2 separate regions of the Homo sapiens genome follow, and region 2 is linked to region 1. The links are chromatin loops, found by intact Hi-C in ENCODE. Cell type or tissue: heart left ventricle. All regions are shown on one strand. Links, peaks and the distances in the headings refer to the core of each region. The heading gives the core; the rest is flanking DNA.

What was found. A loop is a pair of places that touch in the nucleus more often than their neighbours do. Peaks named below come from ENCODE experiments on the same cell type or tissue, not always from the same donor. Only the 100,000 strongest peaks of a DNase experiment are listed, where the experiment ranks them.
Region 2: it touches region 1 in a loop (2.0-fold over the local background); 4 of 110 quality-filtered maps call a loop at or near these places.

The regions. Positions count from the first base shown.
Region 1 is chr15:84,595,182-84,603,264 of GRCh38, forward strand. It overlaps LOC105370947 (a long non-coding RNA gene), which reads right to left. Exons shown (of 4, transcript NR_186225.1): 4 at 4,253-4,622. ZSCAN2 (zinc finger and SCAN domain containing 2) reads left to right here and starts at 5,828. Exons shown (of 3, transcript NM_181877.4): 1 at 5,828-5,954. RefSeq lists an enhancer at 5,676-5,725 and a silencer at 6,046-6,195. In heart left ventricle, for the core only: a CTCF peak has its summit at 4,008 (motif pointing right); no DNase peak of the experiment used is centred there; H3K4me3 peaks cover 125 bases.
Region 2 is chr15:84,780,830-84,788,912 of GRCh38, forward strand. ZNF592 (zinc finger protein 592) reads left to right here. Exons shown (of 11, transcript NM_014630.3): 4 at 1,828-4,066. The coding sequence starts at 1,847. Among named protein-coding and RNA genes, the nearest start is that of ALPK3, 32 kb to the right of the region's middle. RefSeq lists enhancers at 1,671-2,258, 2,259-2,846, 7,348-7,517. In heart left ventricle, for the core only: no CTCF peak of the experiment used is centred there; no DNase peak of the experiment used is centred there; H3K27ac peaks cover 1,094 bases.

The DNA.
Region 1 (8,083 bases), core at 2,755-5,254:
CTCCCCCAACCCCAGGCAGCACAGCTTGCAGCAACAAAAGTGACTTCTTCCTTTTGCTTGAGGAGAGGAGGGGGAAGAGTAAAGAGGACTTTATCTTACATCTTGGATACCAGCTCAGCCACAGTAGGATAGAGCACTAGTCAGAGTTGAGAGGCCTCCATTCCAGGACGTAGCTCCTGAATTACATTTCTAGATACACCCTGGGCCAGAAGGGAACCTGCTGCCTTGAAGGAAAGAACCCAGTCCTGGCAGGATTCATCATCTGCTGACTCTAGAGCCCTTTTGACCCAAATAACCTGCAGTGATACCCAGGTAGTATGCTATGGGCCTGGAGTAAGACTCTGAGGCATGCTGGCTTCGGGTGAGACCCAGCATATTCCCAGCTATGGTGGCTGTGGTGAGAGACTTCTTCTGCTTGAGAAAAGCAGAGAGAAATGCACAAGGGACTCTGTCTTGCAGCTTAGGTACCTGCCTGGCCACAATGTGGTAGAGCATCAAATGGGCTCTTGTGGTCACTGATTCTAGGCCTTGGCTCTTAGACAGCATTTCTGGACCTGCTCTGACCTCACCCTGAAGGGTGAGTCCCAGGCCTGGAAGCATTCACCACAAGCAACTGAAGAGCCCTTGGGCCCTAAGTGAACATAGCCAGTAGCTTGGCAGTACTCGCTGTGGGCCTGTGGGGGTGGCCACAGGGTGAGGCTCCTCTGCCTGTGGAAAGGGGAAGGAAGAATGGGAAGGACTTTTTCACATGGTTTCAGTGCCAGTTCAGCCACCATAGACTAAAGCACCAGGTAAATTTCTGAGGTTTTTGACTCCAGTCCCTGGCTCCCAGACAGCATCTCTGGACCCGCCAGGGCCTGAGGGAACTCATTGGCCTGAAGGGAAGGACACAAACATGGCTGGCTTTGCCACCTGCTGACTGTAGAGCCCTAGGCCTTGAGTGAACATAGGGGATAGCCAGGTAGTGTTTACAGCAGGCTTTGAGTGAGACCCAGTGCTTTGCTGGCTTTAGGTCTGATCCATTGCAGTCCCAGTGGTGGTGGCCATAGGGATGTTGTGTCAGCCCACCCCTAGCTCCAAGTGGCTCAGCAGAGAGAGAGAGACTGAGACTGTTTGTTTGGGAGAAATGACAGGTAGAGGATAAGAATCTCTGCCTGGTAGTCCAGAGAATTCTAGATCTTACCCAAGACCACCAAGGCAGTACCTCTATGAGTCTGCAAGAACCATAGCATTACTGGGTTTGGCGTGTCCCCTAATGCAGATACAGTTTAGATCACAAGACCCACATCCTTCAAATACCTGGAGAGCCTTCCCAAGGATGGGTACAAACAACCCCAGACTGAGAAGACTACAATAAATACATAAATCTTGAATGCTAAGGCACTGACAAACAACTGCAACCATCAAGACCATCCAGGAAAACATGACCTCACCAAACAAACTAGAGGGGCGAATCCTAGAGAAGCAGAGATAAGTGACCTCCAGACAGATAATTTAAAATAGCAGTTTTGGGGAAACTCAGAGAAATTAAAGATAACACAGAAAGGATTCAGAATTCTATAAGATAAATTTAACAATGAGATTGAAATAAAAAGAATCAAGCAGAAATTCTGGAGTTGAAAAATGCAATTGACATAATGAAGAATGCATCAGTCTCTTAATTGTGGAATTGATCAAGCAGAAGAAAAAATTAGTGAGCTTGAAGACAAGCTATTTGAAAATATACAGTTAGAGAAGACAAAAAAAATTTTTTTTTAATGAAGCATGCCCACGAAATCTAGAAAACAGCCTCAGAAGGGCAAAGCCAAGAGTTATTGGCCTTAAAGAGGAAACAGAGAAATAGAAAGTTTATTCAAAGGGATAATAACAGAGAACTTTCCAAACCTAGAGAAAGCTATAAATATTCAAGTACAAGAAGATTATAGAACACCAAGCAGATTTAACCCAAAGAAGACTACCTGAAGACATTTAATACTCAAACTCCCAAAGGTCAAGGATAAAGAAAGGATCCTAAAGCAGCAAGAGAAAAGAAACAAATAACATACAATGGGACTCCAATACGCCTGGCAGCAGACTTTCTGTGAAAACCTTACATGCCAGGAGAGAGCAGCATGACATATTTTAAGAGCTGAAGGAAAAAACTTTTACCCTAGAATAACATATCCAGTGAAAATGTCCTTTGAACATGAAGGAGAAATAGACTTTCCCAGACAAACAAAAGCTGAGGGATTTCATCAACACCAGACCTATCCTACAGGAAATGCTAAAGGGACATCTTCAATCAGAAACGAAAGGACATTAATGAGCAATAAGACATCATGTGAAGTTACAAAACTCACTGGTAATAGTAAGTACACAGAAAAACACAGAGTATTATAACACGGCAATTGTGCAAACAACTCTTAAGTAGAACGACTAAAAGATGAACCAAACAAAAATAGTAATAAGTACAACAACTTCTCAAGACATAGACAGTGCAATAAGATGTAAGTAGAAATAGCAAAAAGTTAAAAAGCAGGACAAATTAAAATAGAGTTTTTATTAGTTTTCTTTTTATTTGTTTCATTGTTTATTTGTTTGTTCCTTTGTGCAAGCAGTGCAAAGTTGTCATCAGTTTAAATAATGGGTTATAAGATGGTATTTCCAAGCCTCATGGTAATCTCAAATTTAAAAATATGCAATAAATACACAAAACACAAAAAGCAAGAAATTAAATCATACTACCAGAGAAAATCACCTTCACAATAAGGAAGACAGAAAGAAAAGAAGAAAGAGAAGACCACAGCAACCAGAAAACAAAATGGCAAGAATAAGTCAATACTAACATTGAATGTTAATGGACTAAACTCTCCAATCAAAACTGTTATGGAAAGAACTGTTATGGAGCAGTTCTCCCCATTCCCACCCACATCATTTTTCATCAACTCTAGATGAGCTAAGGGCCCCCAAATGCCTTAGGCTGAGCATTCCTTGGGGTGAGGTCCCTTCTTGCTCAGAGCCTAAAGACAAGTAGTGATATTGTTTCTGCCTGTCCAGTGTTTCCTAACAGGCCTTCAGTCTCCAGAGTGGAGAATCTGCCTTTGTGTGGGGTATTAGTAAGAAAATCTAGGAGCCACATCCAATCCTCTCTCACCCTGCTGCATCCAGGGAATGTGCATGTGACTTAGACTCAACCAACCAAATGCTCTTTCCTTGCATGGGAGAATTTGTGTGAGAAAGGCGGAGAAACAGAGATGGCTGTAGTACCACCAGAGGTCATGGGATAGGCAAGCTGAACTTTTTCTGCTCAGAGACTGTTATTGTGGTTTTTGGGGACTTCCTCTTTGTCTCTTGGCTCCTAACTGTTCTCAAGCCTGATTCGTCAGCTCCCTTCTACTCTGTCAGTTCCCTGACAGTCTTTCAGTAAGTCCCTTTTACTTAAGTTAGCCAGATTAGTTCTTAAGCTTTTAACCAAGAATGCTTTCTGGTGGAACAGAGCCTCTCTCACCCTTGTGGTTTGGCCAATGGAGAAAGGACTCTCTTGGGGGAGCAACCTTGAACTTGGCTGTGTTTCCAGGCTTGCTTCGATGTAGCAGGCTGGTCTTAGGGTACTGGCTTGGCTACCAGGGCCCTTCTCAGTAGGATCATTATGCCATGAATTGGTCTTAAATGTGACTTTCTCTCTGTCTCATGTAGGATAGTTGACACTGGCAAGGACCAGCTTCCCAGAATCAGACACAGAGGAGACAGCTTCTTTAGGACTCTCCAGTGACAAGCTAGTGCCAGTTCTGTGGTCAAGGGTTGACATGGGTTAGGAACAGAGGTAAATAAACGCTTGAGCTGCTGGAAAGTTCCATCTGTGCATCCCCAGCCTCCCCTGCATCTTTTCCTTTTTGTGTAAATTTCCATTCCTGGTAAGGATGGACACATGGAGAAACCCATCTTTTTTAATACAATGTCATCCCAAAAAAAATCACTTGGAGGGGTGGTGGCCCAGAATTCTGCATCCAGGGGCTTAGTGCAGACTTCTCAGGCTGGCCTGGAGGTGGTGCTATTTGCATGTGGTCAGTCTGGGATAATAAAGATGCTACCAGGGTATTGGATAAGAATCACTAGCTGAACTTCACTTTGCATCTCTGTAATTGGATTCAAGAGGTTAATTAGTGAAAAACAGGTGAATTTCACATAATCTTTGGAGTGGTGCAGAGGACTTTCTAACACAAAACTCACAGGCTATAAAAAGATAAGATTAACAAATTTGACTGCAAAAAAATTTCAAATTTCTATATTTAATAAACCAGCAGAAAACAAACAGCAAACTGAGAAAGAGTAGCAACTGCTGTGACAAAGGGATAATTTTCTTAATATACAAAGAGCTCTTACAAATAAATCCAATTTAAAAATGGGAAAAGGACCGGGCACGTGGCTCATGCCTGTAATCTCAGCACTTTGGGAGGCCAAGACGGCTGGATCACCTGAGGTCAGGAATTCAAGACCAGCCTGATCAACATGGTGAAATCTCTGTCTCTACTAAAAACACGCAAAATTAGCCAGGTGTGGTGGCGCACGCCGGTAATCCCAGCTACTTGGGAGGCTGAGGCAGGAGAATCACTTGATCCGAGATCGTGTCACTGCACTCCAGCCTGGGCGACAGAGGAGGAAAAAAAAAAGCAGTCATTTCATTGCAGGTGCCTCCAGTAATTGCTCAGTGCAAACATACATAACTATTCTATCACAGACCATTAAGGGTGTCTCTCTCCATTTTTAGATTTTCCGCTTGAGTTTCCAGGTAGTTTCTCACCTGTTTTCAAGCAGGGTTGGGGCAGCCGTTTCTTCAACAGCGCCAGCCGTAAAACACAAAGATGGAGGCCAACCTCCCACACCCGGGCACCCTCCCTTCCCCCATACTGAGATTGACAAGTAAGCAACCCGGTGATCAGTACTAAAATGGAGACGTCAGCCAGGTGCGGTGGCTCACACCTGTAATTCCAGCACTTTGGGAGGCTGAGGAGGAAGGATCGCTTGAGCCCAGGGGTTCGAGGTCAGCCTGGGCAACATATGGAAACCCTGTCTCTATGAAATGTAGATCCTGTCTGTGAGTGTGTGTGTATAAATAAATATATATATATATATACAAATACATACATATATATATTTAAAAAATAAAATGGGGACGTCCAACACGTGTACTAGGGGCGGTGTCTCTGCCTGGGGAGGTGGTGATGACAGGGCAGGCTCCACCCAGGAGAAGCTGGAAGAATGGGAGTTCCGCGGCAGAGGAGGCGGGGCAGGGCGTTCCTCCAAACACAGGAATACCACGTGCGAAAACAAAGGGGTGTGCGAAGACCGGGTGCATGTGTACAGCTGCAAACTGGGGGAAAGGCGCCAGGCTTGGGCGATGAGGATTTGTTCCCCCATGGATTCCCTTCCTGCCCAGGGTCCGCTCTCGCCGGTCGAGGGTGCCTAACAATACTCCTTGCCACAAGGTTCGCAGCCGAAAAGGTCCTTCAAGTCCGGCCATCCAACTTTCACTTTTTATAGACAAATATACAGAGGCCTTAGATAAGTGAAACGGCTTGTCTCGGGTTACAGCTCTAGCCAACACAGGGTTTCTGACGGTCAGTCTGCGGATTTTCCTGCCTCTGGTCCGCAGGCACTGCCCAGGCTGTCAGCCCCAAACCCTACTCCGGGGACCGCGGTCAGGTTCGTCTCCGGGCGGACTACATCTCCCACAATGCCTTGGGCCCAGCCTCCCTCCTGCCGCCCGGCTGGGTGCCGTCTCCACCAACAGAAAGGCAGAATTTCCAGGGCCGTTCTCGGCAGCCAATGAGCGCGGCGGTGGGCGGGCCTCTCCCGTCCATTGTTCTCGGTGCCCCACGGGCTTGAGCCGGGGTGAATCTGGAGGGGCCGGGCCGAGCCCGGGGGCGCTTTCGCACGCGAAGCAACCGCTAGAGCAGGACCTGGTCTCCCGAGAGGTGAGCCGGAGAGGCAGGCCTGGAGCCACGCGGACCCCGGGCAGTAGCCCGAGGTGAGGGAATAGTGGGCCTGGAGCCAGCTGCCGGCAGCTCTGCTGGGGGAGGGGCGTCGGGGTCGCGCTCCGTATCCTGCGGGCCCTGCAGCCCCGATTTACGCGCCGGCTCCGCTCAGCGAACCGTCCCGGACGCGTCTCCCTGGCGGAGAGCTCCTTGCCTCTCCTACCGAGAAGCGCAGGCTTTGGACGGGAAGGGGCATTCGACGACATCCCGCGCAGCGTACACGTTTTACAGATGGGGAAACTGAGGTTCAGAGGGGGCGTGTCGTGCCCCAAGTCAGACCGCAAATTAGCTGACCTGGCACACTTTTCCCAGGCTCCCAAGTAGGAAGAGTTCTCTTACACCATATGCCAGTATTTCTTCTAGTCATTTGAGTAAATACACGTTGAGAGCTTCGGTTTTCCCACTAGCTTTTATTTTTTGTCCTTTTTTTTTTAAGCTTTTGTCAGCTTTTCTCCCCTTTTCATTGAGGGAGGGTTGTTAGTTGAGTCTTTATGATGTAGTAATGATTTTTTAAAAAATTTTTTTATTTTTGTAGAGACTGGGTCTCACTCTGTTGCCCAGGTTGGTCATGAACTCCCGGCCTCAAGCCATCTTCCCTCCTCGGCCTCCCAAAGTGCTGGAATTACAGGCGTGAGCTACAGCGCTTGGGCTAAAAATAATTTTGTATTGCTTTTATAATATTTTAAGTCGTTTGCAATTCCACTGCTTTCAATATTTTGTAGGTGCCGTCCCGTTCTTTTTTCCTGTGAGTTCATTTTTTTTTTTTTTTTTTTTTGAGACGGAGTTTTGCTTTTGTTGCCCAGGCTGGAGTGCAATGGCCTGATCTCCGCTCACCGCATCCTCTGCCTCCCGGGTTCAAGCGATTCTCCTGCCTCAGCCTCCGGAGTAGCTGGGATTACGGGCATGCGCCACCACGCCTGGCTAATTTTGTTTTTAGTAGAGACGAGGTTTCTCCGTGTTGGTCAGGCTGGTCTCGATCTTCCGACCTCAGGTGATCCGCCCGCCTCAACCTGCCAAAGTGCTAGGATTACAGGTCTGAGCCACCGCGCCCGGCTGTGAGTTCATTTTTAAAGGGAATTGAGGACTTACTGTGTCTATGGTTTTTCTGCCCTGCTGATTTTGTGTTTATCCATTATTTTCCTATCAGAAGGATTATCTTAAATCATTAATGATTAATCTTTGTCAATATAATTTTTAAAATATTAAAAACATACAGCGTAATGTGCAGATCTTAAATTTCATATGTTTGCTCTTGTGCCGCCATTGCCAAATGAAGATATTGAAAATTTCCATCATCCCAGAAGGCTCCTTTGAGCCCCTTTCCTGTCATTACCACCTAAAGGTAGCCATTATTATAGCACAGTTTCTTTTCTTTTTTTTCCTTTTCTTTTCTTTTTTTTTTTTTTTTTTTGAGACAGAGTCTGGCTCTTTCGCCCAGACTGGAGTGCAGTGGCACGATCTCGGCTCACTGCAACCTCCTCCTCCCAGGTTCGGGCAATTCTCCTGCCTCAGCCTCCTGAGTAGCTGGGATTACAGGCGCCCGTCACCATGCCTGGCTAATTTTTGTATTTTTGGTAGAGACGGGGTTTCACTATATTGGCCAGGCTGGTCTCGAACTCCTGACCTCAAGTGATCCGCCTGCCGAGGCCTCCCAAAGTGCTGGGATTACAGGCAACCACGCCAAGCCTATAGCACAGTTTCTAATACATGCTGCTATATGGGTGTGTCATAGTTTATTAGCCATTCCCTGCTGCTGGATTTTTAAGGACTCGATTTTTTGGTTATTTTTTTAAGATAAAGTACTGAGGGGCCGAGGCTGGATTGGAGAGTATATGCATGTTTTAAACTTCATACTTAAAGTATGGTAATAATGCAGTTGAGATATTGCCTTTCTTCCAAAGAAGCTCAGAGTGCTTTGACATCTGATCCATTGCTGATCCTTAAGATGCCCCCATAAAAACAGAAACATGAGTGTTATTATCTTTATTAGGTGGTCACCGAGTTTGGTGACTAAGTTGTATGTTAGGTCAAGGTCACACAGTGCAAGTCGAAACTGACTTAGGAGAGTC
Region 2 (8,083 bases), core at 2,643-5,142, 190 kb after region 1:
CAGCCCCCTAAAAAAGTTTTGAAAAAATAACCCAACAGTAATTCCACTAGTCTGCGTAATCATTTTCATTTTTTAAAAAATCTTGGCTCAAATGCACGCGTAGTTTTACATTGTTATAGTCTGACAACATTTTTGTATTAGTCTTTTTAAACTTGACATTATAAATAATTTTCCTTGTTGCTATATAGATTTCATAATGAGAATTTTTATTATTTATTTATTTATTTATTTATTTTGAGATGGAGTTGCTCACTCTGTCGCCCAGGCTGGGGGCAGTGGTGCGATCTCTACTCATGGCAACCTCCACCTCCTGGGATCAAGTGATTCTCCTGCCTCAGCCTCCGGAGTAGCTGGGATTAAGGCGCCCACCACCACGCCTGGCTGATTTTTGTATTTTTAGTAGAGATGGGGTTTCATCATGTTGGCCAGGCTGGTCTTGAACTCCTGACCTCAAGCTATCCACTCACCTTGGCCTTCCAAAGTGCTGGGATTATAGGCAAGAGCCACTGCGACGGGCCCTTAATGAGAATTTTTAATGACTGCGTTATAGTCTATCAAGTATTTTTTTTTTTTTTTGGTCTTAGACATTTAAATTATTTTTGTGTGTATGTCTCCCTTTTGTGCTTTTTAAATAATGCTGTAACATATACTTTTGCATGTAGTTTTTGAGAATTTTTGTTCTTAGGATAAATTTCTGGAAGTGGGGTTCCTGGACCTAAAGTTTGCCACTTTTCTGGTTCTATGAAGCTACCATACTGCTTTCTGAAAGAATTGTGCCAATCTGCATCCAGAAAGGTTTTCAACATAAATGTGACGTAAGAAACACTTAAGCCAGTAAAGGCCCTGGAATGCTGAAGCAGATGCAGGACTTAAAGGGAGATGGTGAGGTTTTTCTTCTCCCTCCAGCAGGTTTGAGCCAGCCAGTTTCATGTTTCATCTGAAGTGTGAGTTTTATAAGAATTTCCTAATGGAAGGTCTCTCTAGGGCCTTGTGTTTCCTCTGTTGCAGTAGTTCTGTAGCTCTGCTTTCCCAGATCATGAAGGAGACAAGTATATTAATTTAAAATAGAATTATTATCCTATTCTTTGTATATTAGTCAAAATAGAATTTAGGCTTCCCCCAAACTGTCACTTGGCCAATTTGATAACTGTTGGTACTTTGCAAGTCACCCTGTTCCTCAGGTTTAATGGAGGAGCATTCACCAACTGATAACAGTTTTAGGGTGAAAAGGAATCAAGTGTGTCTGCTGAACAGAGAAAAAATACCTAGGGATGATATAATTTTCTAGAGTTTATTCATGAGACAACACAAATAGCAAATCATTTTGGATTTGATTGAATTTATGCAGAAAGAAACCCCAAAGTTATATAAAGTTAGTGAGTAATTACTAAGAGTAAATTAGCAGAAGTTATAGCCAGGTTTCATGTATTAATCAGTAGTTTTCTAAAGGCTGGAAGTGCTAAGTGGCTTTTTGCTAGTGCACATGATCGTGGAGGGATGATATTCCCTGAGAAGCTGAGGGAGTATGGTAGGAGTATACTCTCTGTGGCTTTGTAATAACCAGCCACCAATTTCCAGGTACTGAGGTTTAAGATCATCCAGGCAGGCTTGTTGCTACATTTCACTACTCTTTCCATCTCTGCCCCCACCTCTCCAGCATTTTAGAAACCTGTTGGGGTAAAACTGAGGTGTGTGGCTTCCTGTCATAGTATGTGGGGTTCTGCATGGGTGTGCTGGCTGTGTGTGCATTAGTTTGATGGGTGTGTAGTGAAGATGGTCCAGTGGGACCCTGGTGGTCACTGATTCTGTTTTCTGTTTCTGTTACAGCCCTTGCCAGCATCCAGCCATGGGGGATATGAAAACCCCAGATTTTGATGACCTTCTGGCTGCCTTTGACATCCCAGACCCCACCAGCCTTGATGCCAAGGAGGCCATCCAGACACCCAGTGAGGAGAATGAGAGTCCCCTCAAACCTCCAGGCATATGTATGGATGAAAGTGTGTCCTTGTCTCACTCAGGATCAGCCCCCGATGTGCCGGCCGTGAGTGTCATTGTCAAGAACACCAGCCGCCAGGAGTCATTTGAAGCGGAGAAAGACCACATTACTCCCAGTCTCCTACACAATGGATTCCGGGGCTCAGATCTGCCTCCAGATCCCCACAACTGTGGGAAATTTGATTCTACTTTTATGAATGGAGACAGTGCCAGGAGTTTCCCTGGCAAACTGGAGCCTCCCAAGTCAGAGCCATTACCCACCTTCAACCAGTTCAGTCCAATCTCCAGCCCAGAACCTGAGGATCCCATCAAAGATAACGGATTTGGGATAAAGCCCAAACACTCTGACAGTTATTTCCCACCCCCTCTTGGGTGCGGGGCTGTGGGAGGCCCAGTCCTGGAGGCTCTGGCTAAGTTTCCGGTTCCAGAGCTGCATATGTTTGATCATTTTTGTAAGAAAGAACCCAAGCCAGAACCCCTGCCCTTGGGGAGCCAGCAGGAACACGAGCAAAGTGGGCAGAACACAGTGGAACCTCACAAGGATCCGGATGCCACTCGATTCTTCGGGGAAGCTTTGGAGTTCAACAGCCATCCTAGCAACAGTATTGGAGAGTCCAAGGGGCTTGCCCGGGAGCTTGGTACCTGCTCATCAGTCCCCCCTAGGCAGCGTCTAAAGCCAGCTCATTCCAAGCTGTCCTCTTGTGTGGCAGCCTTGGTGGCCTTGCAGGCCAAAAGAGTGGCTAGTGTCACTAAGGAGGATCAGCCTGGCCACACAAAGGATCTCTCAGGGCCCACTAAAGAGAGTTCTAAAGGTAGCCCCAAAATGCCCAAGTCACCAAAGAGTCCCCGGAGCCCTCTGGAGGCCACTAGAAAAAGTATCAAGCCATCGGACAGCCCTCGTAGCATCTGCAGTGACAGCAGCAGCAAAGGCTCACCGTCTGTGGCTGCCAGCTCCCCACCAGCAATTCCCAAAGTGAGAATCAAAACCATTAAGACATCATCAGGGGAAATCAAACGGACTGTCACAAGGATCCTGCCAGATCCTGATGATCCAAGTAAGTCCCCTGTTGGGTCACCTCTAGGGAGCGCCATTGCAGAGGCCCCCAGCGAGATGCCAGGGGATGAGGTGCCTGTGGAAGAGCACTTTCCTGAGGCAGGCACAAATTCAGGGAGCCCCCAGGGGGCCAGGAAAGGGGACGAGAGCATGACAAAGGCCAGTGACTCGTCATCTCCCAGCTGCAGTTCTGGGCCCCGGGTCCCAAAGGGGGCTGCCCCAGGCTCACAGACAGGCAAGAAGCAACAGAGCACAGCACTGCAGGCATCCACCCTGGCCCCTGCCAACCTCCTGCCCAAAGCCGTGCACTTGGCCAACCTGAACCTCGTCCCCCACAGTGTTGCTGCATCAGTGACAGCCAAGTCTTCAGTGCAAAGACGGAGCCAGCCACAGCTTACACAAATGTCGGTGCCCCTGGTCCACCAGGTGAAAAAGGCTGCCCCACTGATTGTAGAGGTCTTCAACAAGGTCCTTCACAGCTCCAACCCCGTGCCCCTCTATGCGCCAAATCTCAGCCCGCCTGCGGACAGCAGGATCCACGTGCCGGCCAGTGGGTACTGCTGCCTGGAGTGTGGAGACGCATTTGCCTTAGAGAAGAGCCTGAGCCAGCACTATGGCCGGCGGAGCGTCCACATTGAGGTACTGTGCACACTGTGCTCCAAGACGCTGCTCTTCTTCAACAAGTGCAGCCTGCTCCGGCACGCCCGTGACCACAAGAGCAAGGGGCTCGTCATGCAGTGTTCCCAGCTGCTGGTGAAGCCTATCTCTGCGGACCAAATGTTCGTGTCGGCCCCTGTGAACTCCACGGCACCAGCAGCCCCAGCCCCTTCATCCTCTCCCAAACATGGCCTCACTTCGGGCAGTGCCAGTCCCCCTCCTCCAGCCTTGCCACTCTACCCAGACCCTGTGAGGCTCATCCGGTACTCAATCAAGTGTCTTGAATGTCACAAGCAGATGCGGGACTACATGGTCCTGGCTGCACATTTCCAGAGGACAACAGAGGAGACAGAGGGGCTGGTAAGCAGACCCTCACTGTTACGGGTATCGGGCCCCTGGCTCACACAGGTTCCATGACTGGGCATGGAGAGGAAAGCTCATTGATATGGGGGCAGTGGTGGAATCTTATGAGTCTTAGAAGAGGATGTCTGCCTGAATATTTAGTGTTTGGTGTTTGTTGGAAAAGGTGTCCTGCCCATACTGAGGTGAGACCCTAATTTAGCAAGTGTATTTACGGACGTGTCCCGTGTTCCACTCAACTTCCCCTCAAAGGGTCTGTCAAGGCCCAGTGTCAGGCCCGAGATAGGTCTTTACTGGATGATCTCCCTCTGGTCTCTGGCAGGTGTCAGCACAGTCTTAGCATGTGACCAAGGAACTTGGGGACAGAGATAGCTGAGTCACTGCCCCTGCACCTCAGTCTGTTCTAAGAACTTTGTCTTTTTTTTTTTTTTCTTGAGACGGAGTCTCACTCTGTCACCCAGGCTGGAGTGCACTGGTGGGATCTCAGTTCACTACAACCTCTGCCTCTGGGGTTCAAGTGATTCTTATGCCTCAGCCTCCCAAGTAGCTAGGACTCCAGGCATGTGCCACCACGCCTAGCTAATTTTTGTATTTTTAGTAGAGACAGGGTTTCACCATGTTGCCCAGGCTGTTCTTGAACTCCTGGCTTCAAGTGATCTGCCCACCTCAGCCTCCCAGAGTGCTGGGATTACAGGCGTGAGCCACTGTCCCCAGCCAAAGAACTGTGTCTTTAATAAGTTGTTGTTCTGCCCTGCAGTGACACAGCTGTTCTTGCAGAGTCCTTTTGTGGAAACTGCAGTAGGGCCAATGGCAGGGCTGGGATAGGAGGAAGGAGAGTGGACAGACATGTGGGGCCTGTGGCAGAGGTTTATGGAGCCTCCTTCTTTCAACTGCGTTCTCACCACTCCAGGAAAGCAACTGTGCTTGTCTGCTTGTTTTGATTCTTGGTTATGCTTGATGAGATTCATTTAAAAAAAAAAAAAAAGCCTTCTGCGCTGAGAATACCCTTTGGCACCTTCTGTGTCTATGTTATGTGTTAGTGGTTTCTCTGAAGAAAGAGGCCTCCAGAAGGTGGTTCTCTTCATGACATAGCCAGACCCACCCCTCATGGTGCTTCCCTAAGCTGGTGCTACAGAGGCCTGGGAGGAAAGTAAAACAGCTCTTTTTGCTTCAGTTCAGCCAGGGTTCTGTGCATGTGTTGGTAGCTGTTGAGCTTTGCATGTGTTCCCTGAGTGCCCACTGTGCATGGGCTGGGGGTCTATGCCAACCAGGGGATGCCGGCAGAAGGGAGTCTAACCTTCAGGAGCTTACAGTGGCCTAGCAAGGGCAGTGGTCACCACCCAAACAGCTACAGTATATGGCCAACTGAGAGTGGGGCTAAACCAAGGTTATAAACTTAGTTGCGCAGAGTGCCCCAGAGGGACTAATTCACGATGACTCCATGCGTAAGGAAGATGCTGTGTGGAGGTGAAATTTAAGTTGGGCTTGCAAGGATGAGTTTGGAGGAGTAGGAGGGGCAAGGGTGTTTTGAGTATAGGGAGCAAAGGAATATGAGAGTGCAGAGTGGGTTTGAAGAAGAGGACATTGTTATGCATGAGGCTGGTCTTGGAAATATTAGGGTAGAGGTCAGAGGTTGAGTTTGGCGGGCCTGTAGGGCTTCTGCAGAGGACTCAGCCCCCCAAAGGGGCCAGAAGGTGCTATAGGATCCCACTGTGGCCTCTCATCTCCTCCTGCTCTGTTTCAGTTTGCATTTTTCTTCTGATGCGTCAGATGGGGTGTGGGCACTCTGGGTCTCTTCCCCTGGGGCTTCAGTGTTCTTGCTGCCCCAGCATGGTTGAGTTGGGCCAGGTTTACTTTATCTGAGTCAAGGGGCCATGAGGAGGCCCCATGGCAGTGGAGGTCTGATGCCTGGGCCTGGGATTTTTTCACACTGGTCCTTACGTATCTTTTTTTTTTTTTTTTTTTTTTTTTGTGAGACGGAGTCTTGCTTTGTTGCCCAGGATGGAGTGCAGTGGTGCGATCTCGGCCCACTGCAGCCTCTGCCTCCTGGGTTCAAGTGATTCTCCTGCCTCAGCTTCCTGAGTAGCTGCGACTACAGGTGTGCGCCACCATGCCTGGCTAATTTTTGTATTTTTAGTAGAGATGGAGTTTTGCCATGTTTGCCCAGGCCGGTCTTGAACTTCGGACCTCAAGTGATCCACCTGCCTCGGCCTCCCAAAGTGCTGGGATTACAGGCATGAGCCATCACACCCGCCTCCTTGTGCATCTTCTAAAATTTGAGTAGGCAGAGGTCTGGGTGTAGGATCCCAGGCTGGCATGGCACCTTTCTCATCTTACATCCTCTCTGTGTCATTCTGCCCTAGTGGGAGCTGGAGAAGAGCACCCGCCGACAGGAAGGGAAGGAGTGCACAGAAGGCTATCAGGCCTCTCTCAGCCAGCTCCAAATCCCTCACAAAATCTCATGCCACTCATTGTGGCTTCTGAGTCTCAGGGAAAGGGTGAGCCCTGAGCTATGGGATTAAAAACTAGGCTTGATGGCTGCTGGGCTTGGGTTTTCCACAGGACAGTATCTAGCTTCAGCCCATGTGTCCAGGGCAGGGGGTGGACAGATAGTTGGGCTCCACACCACAGCAGGGACTGTGGGAACAGCATCGGTTTGGGATTTCCATCTTCTTCCTGGGAGTCTGCCCCTGAATGGAGCATGCCTCCCTCTGCAGTGACCCAGGGAGTTCTTTCATCCTTCCTCTTGCTTTCCAAGCCACGCTGTTGGGGCAGGATGTCAGCCAGATGGATATTGTCATTCCACCCAACACAATTAATAACAGTCCCTTAGTATTACCTACTACAAGTTCATATTCAGATTTTTCCAGTTATGTCAAAAAATGTCTTTTTACAGTTGGGATTATTTTGAGTCAGGATCTGAACATGGGGCTATACATCACGTTTGTTTATGTTTCATAAATATCTCAGTCTGGAACAGTACCTCTTCCCACTCCATCCTAGTAGGCACCCTCTTTTCATGCCATTGACTTGTTGAAGAAATTGGGTCATGTGTTCTGAGCATTTTCCAGAACAATTCTGGGTTTAACTGATTGCTTCCTAAGTTTTCCAGAACTTTGAGTTTTACTGATTACTTCCTCATGCAGGGAATTTTTTCCTCCATATCCCATATTTTTTCCTGTAGACTGGAAGTAAGCAATAAAAACTTGATTAGATTCAGGTCAGTTTTGATGGAGGGTGGGGGTGGAGGGTGCTGCGTTCTTCCTGTTTCATAACTTAAGGAGGCACAAAGTGCCTGATTGTCTTCACTTTTAATGATGCTGAATTAATGAGAGTGAATTTAGGTGATAATATTCTGATCCCTTCATTGTAAAGCTCCCCACCTTTTACCTAATTATCCATCAGTAATCACTGCTTGAGTCTAATTTTATTGAGTTTCAAAGGATATTTTTCTAATTCTATTGTTTCTTTCTCATTTATTAGCTAGAATTCTGTATAAAGTATATTTTTTGCTTCCGTGAGGGCTATTTGGTTACTCTGAAATATAGTTTACGTTGGAAAATGGGATAATTTGTTTCTTTTAATTAACAGTTCTCAGAGTTGTGAGTTGATACCCTGACAATCTCAATTGGTGTTCTAAGAGTCCCTCTTCTATTTTTTAAAAATTGTGGTAAAATACACGTAATGTAAAATTTCCCATCACAATCATTTTGATGTGTACAGTTCAGTAGTGTTAATGTTAAGTATATTCACACTGTTGTGAAACCAGTCTCCAGAACTCTTCATGTTGCAAAACTGAAACCCTGTACTCGTTTTAAAAAAGAAACAAACAAAAAACAATTCCCATTTATCTTCCTCCTCCCAAGCCCTGGCAACCACCCTTATGTTTTCTGTCTCTAGGAGTTTGACTATTCTAGGTATCTCATACAAGTGGAATCACACAGCATTTATCTTTTTGTGACTGGCTTTTCCATTTAGCATGTCCTCAAGATTCATTTATGTTGTAGCATATGTCAG